Linked DNA regions of Homo sapiens: region 2 is linked to region 1. Evidence: chromatin loops called from intact Hi-C (ENCODE). Cell type or tissue: endothelial cell of umbilical vein. All regions are shown on one strand.

Region 1 (4,000 bases):
TGAGTCCATGGTTTTTTGATCTTCAGAGAGGGGAAGTGCATGCTGATTGGTCCATGGGTAGCCATGGGCAGGCCCAGGAAAAAGGGATATAAGCTCCCCCTCCAGGCAGCAGGACTGGCAGCCCGGCGCCCAGGCTTCAGGCCTTCTTGGCATGAAGGTGGGACTTCACTGAGGCCCTGCCCCCTTCTGCCCAGGAGCTGTCTGCCTCCCCTGTCATTCATGGCACCCAGGCTCTTCCTGCAAAGGGGTGCCTGCAGGCCAGTGCTGAGCTGCCCTCAGCACCCCCTCAGCTTCCCTCCTGTGCTCTTCAGTGCCCAAAGACAGGAGGGGGCCAAGGCAGCAGGGGGCTGGCATGTCAGCACTGCCCTGAACGTGCGCCCACCCTGCTGGCCTGTGACAGTGCCCTGGCTCGGCCCCAACCTTGCTCCACAATCAGAACATGCACCAGGAGTGGGGAGAAGCCAGGCAGCAGGAGCAGGCACTTGCAAGCCTGTTAGGGTAGGGGGACATTCCAGGGCCCCCAAGAGTTCAGGGATGCCTGAGTCTGCAGCCACAGTTTGGGCAGCTGCAGCTGTGCCCAGCAGCAGGCTCCTGCCTGCTCCCAGTCCCCCAAGAGCAAAGGGAGGCTCACATCTGCAGCCACGGTTGGGTGGCTGAAGCCCTGCTGGGAGGGCAAGGCTCCTGCCTGCTCTGTGGAGTGGGAGGCCAGGGTCTACAGCCATGGTTTGGGTGGCTGCAGTGGCACCGGGGGAGCTCCCACCCCAACTCAGAAGGGGCGGGGCTCCTGCTTGTCCCTAGCTCCCACCAGCTCCATGGAGGGTGCAGCCTTGGCTGCACCTCCCTGCTGCAGCCAGTGTGATGGCAGTGGCAGACCGTCTGATGTGGCCACTGCCATCAGTAGCATGGAAGTTAAGAGAGCAGGCTCTGGACCCAGACTGTCCGGATTGAAATCACAGTCCAAGTTCAGTGTGTCAGACAGGTTATTTAATCCCTGGGTTATTTAAGCCTTAGCCTCCTCATGTGTAAAATGGTATAACCATAGGTTGTACCTCATGAGGTTGATGTCGGGATGTAATGAATCAATTTATATAAAAAGCTTAGCAGGCAACACACGGTAAATACCCAATAAGCACCAGTTAGCTAATTTTACTATCACAAAGGGATAAAGGACAAAAGAGAAATAGGTGGAGCATGTTTCCTGCTTATAAGGAAAACGACCACACCTACCACTGTATAGGCAGTGGCGCAGTGGATATCAGTCTCTAACCCATCAGATGAGTTTCTCGGTCTCATTTGGGGAACAATAAGAGACAGAGAGAATATGGATGTGCTATCATCTGCCCCTCCCCTAACCCCTCCAGCAAGAAAGGGATAGGAATGAGTACCTCATGTTCTGTAGAAACTTGAGGTGTTGAGAATAAGGGCTCCCTCCCTACCAGATATTAGTGCAGTAGAAGGAAGCCATAAGTATTGCGCAGAAGAACTTCCCAGAAAACTTAGCTGCAATCTTGAAGGAGGCACCTTTTATGATAGGTGGCACATGAGGAAACTGGAAGTGAGGACTACAGTGGTTCTTGGCTGTGGCTGCATGCGAAAACCACCTGAGTACTTTAAAAAAAAAGTGCTTCTTGGGTTTCACCTCGGGCCAATTAAGATAGAATCTTTAGAAGGGGAGCCCAAGCAAACGGATTTTTTTTTTAAAGTTTCCCAAGTGATTTAATGTACATTCCAAATTGAGAATAGATGACGTGTTTCCCAAGGAAATTGTCCCTCTCCAAGCATTTACCATTCAGACTTACTACAGAAGATATGTCTTCAGTCCAGGTTCTAATTATATTTTCTTTGTAAAGCATAAAGAATTTCAAAGAAAAAAAATGTGTGAGAAAACATTGATACTGGACATAGTCATAACACTTGGTACTTCCTCAATAACACACTTGATAGTAATTTCCTGCGTAATCGTCTCTCTCACTGGCGTGTGAGGGCAGGGCAGCAGCTGTACCTAGTGAGTTCATTTGTTTTCATTTGCAGTGCTTAGCCAGTCCAGTCTCTGGCACCTATCAATCCCTTAGTAGGTATTTATTGAATGAAATTCTACATACTTAATGTTTGTAAAAGTAAACATGTGTGTGGTTTTAGAGATCATTTATTATGTCTTGGCATATTACGGTATGAAATGAGTTTCAAGGACATAATTCTAATTTATAACATTCATTCCTTATAAACGTTTAACTTTTTGTGATTCAACTTGTGAATGTTATTATCAAGGAACCAAGTAAGTCATAAAGGAAGGGAGAGGCCTTCTGTATGACATCCTAAAAGGAATTTATCCCATTTATCCTTGTACAAAAGACATTCGACAGCTTAAGAAACCTCCAACAGAAGTTTCAGAGAAGAAGCAAAAATGTTCTTTTCACTGTTTCTTTTATTTTTAATAAAAATTAAAGATATTTTATTAAAACATATCTATAAAATCAGCTTTCAATTATGTCAGAATGAAGAGGTCAGCAATACTCCTCCACTAAAAAAAAAAACCATACAACTGGACAAAATTGACAAAAGCATCCAGGGAACTAGAAATCTACTAGAGATGGGCAGCAAGTTGAAAAGCTCCTAGAGATTCAAGGAGAAACAGCAGAAGGCTAATTCTTTCCCCCACCTCCCATCAAGCTCAATCAGCAAGAATCGTAGTTTTCCAGTTTGGAGTTGGCCAAAAACCCAGTGGCTCTTCTGCCAGAGGAGAAATACTTATAAAGTTTTAAATTTCAATATTTAGGGTCGAGAAGTGGCATGAAATTTTGTGACTTTGCATATACTAAAAGTAGCAAACTCAGAAATGAATAGGGAAAGGCCACAGCTTTGTTAGCCCAAGGATGCAGTCCCAGTTGGGGTGAGCAGCAAACCAACCAGAGTGCTAATGGGGAGATCCTGGAAGGGTTGAGACAAGTTTTCCACATACCCCTGGCTGACTGAGAATACGAAAAAACTAACCCAGAAAAAGGAAAAAAAAGGAGAAACATAAGACTAAAATCAAGTTGGGACAAATAGAAAATAAATCACAAAATGATACACCTCAACTCAACTTTAACATGCATTAAATATTAGTGTATTAAACACTCCAAATAAAAGGCACAGGTGTCAAAATGGTTTTTTGTTTTGTTTTTTTTTTCTTAAAATTGTTTTGAAGAAAAGCAAAACCAAGCATATGATTTACAAGAGACACTTTTAAATATAAAAACAGTGATAATGAAAGTAAATAGGTGGAAAATGATACAACAGGAAAATATTTAGCATAAGAAAACTAGACTGGTTCTATTACTACAGCTGGCAAAAAAAAAATTTCAAAGCAGGCAGTATTACCAAAGATAAAGTAGGATATCTCATAAAAATAATAAATGAAAACCAAATAGTCTTATCCATTTATGCCCCTAATAACTGAGCTTCAAAATTCACAAAGCAAAACTAACAAAAAAAGAAGTAAACAAATCTCCAAAGTTGAAGACTTAACACCTTCTTTTCAATAGCATAGAACAATTAGACAAGAAATCAGTAAAGTTTAGAAGATTTTAACAAAACTACATACCTTTGCTTAACACTAATCAGAACACTATACCCAACCACAGCAGAATACATATTCTTTTCAAGTGTACATGGAACATTTATCAAGATAAGCCATATTTTGAGCCACAAAACATCTTTATATGTTTCAAACAATGGAAATCTTATAAAATATGTTATCTGACCACAGAAACAACTAACTTAGAAATCAGGAACAGATACATATTTTTAGAAAATCCCCAAACATTTGGAAGTTAAACAGTGTATCTCTAAATAACCTTTGGATCAAAGAAGAAATAACATGTGAACGATTGAGAAAATACAACTTCAAAATTTGTAGGATGTAGCAAAAGCAGTGCTTACAGAGAAATGGTAGCTATATGCACTCATGTTAGAAAAGAGGCTTAAAACCAGTTATCTAAGTTCCCACTTAAGGAAGATG
Region 2 (4,000 bases), 80 kb before region 1:
AATCCCAAACCTCCAATTACAACAAATGAAAGGTCCCAGAGAAAACAATTAGGGCTCTGAATGGCACCACTCCTCTAATTCATGAAACTCACCTCCTGGCATCCGTCATTATTGTAAACAACCTGGCCACAGCAAGAAAAACTGTTATAAATTTAACCAATCTAAATAGTCTTCTTCATTTAGCCCTTTGACTCCTGCCTCCTAATGAAAGGGATCCAAAAATATACAGGGGCTTTTTCCAATTCTTCCCCTCAACCTCCTTGGCAATGAGGTCCTACCTGTTCTCATTGACACAGAAGCAACCCTATCAGTACTCAATCCCACCAACCTAAGCCAGGCCTTGCCTTGGAGTTATAAAATTATTCAAATAGTAGGAGTTTCTAATAAACCACTGATGGCATTTCAAGCTCAGCCCATTGCTTTTTGCCTTGGGTTTTTACAAGATACCTATCCTTTTTTACTAGCAGAATCTGCTCCAGCTAACTTATTGGGATGAGATTTAAAAAAAATATATGTCATGTTGGCATCTCTTTATCCCTAAAGGGGGAAATAATTTTGGAGTCTGATAAGCCCAATAGCCTGTTGAACTCTACCAATAATCTCCCACTCATTTGTTATGTTGTCCCATGTACTAAAGAACTCTCCACTGAGTCTCAGAGTTCCCTATTGGAACAGAAAACTGTCTCTTTATCAGCCACATCATCAACAGATGTTGGTAGAATTCATAATGCACCCTCAATCAAAATCCAAATTGATTCAACCAAGCCTTTGCCTAGTATTAAACAATATTCCTTAACCAAACTGCCTTAGACCCAATATTGAAGAATACAAAACTCAAGGCCTAATAATTCCCTGTATCAGCCCCTAATACTTCCACCCTCCCAGTAAGAAAACCTAATTGTTGAGGATGGAGAGTTGTTCAGGATCTCCATGCCATAAATAATATTGTTATACCCTGTCACCTCATGGTCCAAAATATACATACTTCTGTTCCCAAATCCACATACTGCTGACTTCTATACCTACTGATAGTGAATTTTCACTGTTATTGACCTCTGTAGTGTCTTCTTCAGCATCCCTGTTGATCAAACTAGTCAATATCTGTTTGCCTTTACGTGGAAAGGACAACAATATACTTGGACTGTTTTGCCTCAGGGCTATATGGAAGGCCCTTCCTACTTTTCTCAAATTCTGAAAGCTAATTTACAAAATGTGGCTTTTCTTCAAGGCTCACCCTTACTGAAATATGTAGGTAATTTATTTCTTTGTTCTTTCTCACGCAGGTAGCCTGTGAGATAGACAGTGTGCATCTTCTAAAACTTCTTGCCACAAAAAAATCATAAGGTTTCTAAGAAAAAATATAACTATAGTTAAGACCCAAGCTAAATATCTAGGTCATCTGACTTCTTGAACATGACTACGTTTGGGCCCTGAACAGATCCAAGGTGTCCTGCAGTTCCCCAAATCTAAAATGAAATGGCAACTCAGAGAGTTTCTTAGACTTGCTGGATACTGCAGTAACTGGATACCAAACTTTTACTTAATTGCTCAACCCCTGTACACCCTACTCAAGACCTCTAAAACCGATCCCATTGTTTGAGAAGAATCTAAAAATATTGCATTTACTAAATTAAAGAAAGAATTATTAAACCCCCCATACTCTGAGACATCCCAATTATCCACTCCTTATTTTCCTTTTTGTTTATGAAAAAAGGGAAATTCCTTGGGCGTCTTAACTAAAAAAATCATTGAGAGTAACACTGCCCCCAGTGGATATTACAGCCAATAACTAGATCCAGCGGCTTGGGGATTATGCTCCTGTTTGGGAACTATTCCAGCTACTGCTCTACTAGTTATAGCTATAGAATAAATAATCATGAGATCTCCTTTGACCACTTTTGTTCCCCATTCTGTTGAAGCTCTTAAATTCCCATCATACCCAACACCTTTCTACCAGTTGTCTTAGCATTTATGAACTTCGTTTACTAGCTGCTCCTCACATAACTTTCTCTCTGTAACAATCTTAATCCTGCATCTCACCCCTTCTTTCTGATGAAACCCCCCATGAGTGTTTGACCCTCACTATCTTTTGATTCCCCAGAAAGATTTGCAATATAGTCCATTGGACAATGCTGAACTATCATTGTTTACAAATGGATCATATTTAAAGGATGACACTGGCAAAGAGTGTGCAGGATATGCAATTATTACCTTTTTTTGAAGTATCTGAGGCTAGCTTCCTACCTGTGGCTACTTCTGTCAAACAGGCTGAGCTTTTGCCCTTACTTGGGCTTGCCTCCTTGCTAAAGGGAAATCTACTAATCTGTATTTACAGGCAGTAGGTATGCTTTCGAGGTTGCTCATGATTTGGGGATGTTATGGAAATAATAGGTTTCCTCACTTCCATGGGAGGCCAAATTACAAATGGATCCTACACACAAGACTTACTGGATATCATCTAGCTACCAGCTGCTTTGGCTATTATCTAATTTTCTGTACATTCAAATCTACATTTTTATGGAGATGAGAGTAAACCGCTTTGCTAATAATGCAGCAAAGAATGCTGCCATTAAAGGTTCATTTGATCAAATCTCTGTTATGGCCCTACTAAAAGAACTTTCAACAAATGATTTAAGAATAATTATCAAAGAGGCCAGGCACAGTGGCTCATGGCTGTGCACTTTGGGAGGCCGAGGCAGGTGGATTGCTTGAGTCCAGGAGTTAGAGACCAGCCTGGGCAACATGACAAAACCCCATCTCTACAAAAAAACACACTCAAAAAATTATCTGGGCATGGTGGTGTGCTTCTGTAGTCTCAGCTACTCAGAAGGCTGAGGTAGGAGGATCTCCTGAGCTCAGGGATGTAGAAGCTGCAGTGATCCATGATCAAGCCACTGCACTCCAGCCTGGGTGACAGAATGAGACCCAGAAAAAAAAAAAAGAACAATTACCAAAGATGCACAGAATTGGGCCTCAGAAGTCAAAAAACAAAACTGAAGTCAAAAAAACAAAACAGGGCTGGGCACAGTGGCTCACAACTGCAATCCCAGCATTTTGGGAGGCTGAAGTGAGTGGATCACCTGAGGTCATGAGTTCAAGACCAGCCTGGCCAATATGGCAAAACTCTGTCAAAATACAAAAAAATTAGATAGGCTTGGTGGCATGCACCTGTAATCCTGGGCTACTCAGGAAGCTGAGGCACAAGAATCGCTTGAGCCTGGGGAGCAGAGGATGCAGTGAGCCGAGATCTTGCTACAGCACTCTAGTCTGGGCGACAGAGTGAGACTCCTCTGTCTCAAACAAAACAAAACAAAACAAAACAAAACAGGCTGGGTGTGGTGGCTCACCCCTGTAGTGCACTTTGAGAGGCCAAGGTGGGAGAATTGCTTGAGGCCAGGGATTCAAGAGCAGCCTCCCAATACAGTGAGACCCTGTCCCTACAAAAAAATGAGAAAATTAGCCAGGTGTGGTGAGGTGTGCCTGTAGTCCCAGCTACTTAGGAAGCTGAGGCAGGAGTATTGTTTGAGCTTAGGAGTTTGAGGATGCAGTGAGACATGATCACACTGCACTCTAGCCTGGGTGGCAGAGTGAGACCCTATCTCAAAAACAACAATGAAACCGAAAAAGGACCATGATTTCTGGTTTGATGAGCAAAAGGAACTCTGATCGGGACCTGAGAACAAACCAGTTCTCCCAGATTCAAGGAAATATCCACTATTAACTACAGTACATAATTTGATTCATTAGGCAACTGACATTAATTTCTTCCAGAAAACAATATTGGTGGGGTGGGGAAATATTTTAAAAGCCACTAAAATGCTTATTTGACTTTTACCACCTGTCCTAAATTTAACCAAGGAAAATCTGTATAGACTCCTCCTTGACATTTAAATTTACCTAATAGGCCATTCAAGGTTTGGCAACTGAATTTTTTCCAACTACCTCCCTCCCATGAGTATACATATATATTGGTTATGATCTGTATGTTTTCCCATTGGGT

The links. Hi-C counts contacts between places; a loop is a spot of excess contacts. Peaks named below come from ENCODE experiments on the same cell type or tissue, not always from the same donor. Only the 100,000 strongest peaks of a DNase experiment are listed, where the experiment ranks them.
Region 2: it touches region 1 in a loop (15-fold over the local background); 1 of 110 quality-filtered maps calls a loop at or near these places.

The regions. Positions count from the first base shown.
Region 1 is chr3:119,768,014-119,772,013 of GRCh38, forward strand. No RefSeq gene overlaps it. Among named protein-coding and RNA genes, the nearest start is that of NR1I2, 12 kb to the right of the region's middle. In endothelial cell of umbilical vein, no CTCF peak of the experiment used is centred here; a DNase peak (open chromatin) is centred at 1,968; H3K27ac peaks cover 2,514 bases.
Region 2 is chr3:119,688,491-119,692,490 of GRCh38, forward strand. No RefSeq gene overlaps it. Among named protein-coding and RNA genes, the nearest start is that of CFAP91, 13 kb to the right of the region's middle. In endothelial cell of umbilical vein, a CTCF peak has its summit at 1,778; a DNase peak (open chromatin) is centred at 1,781.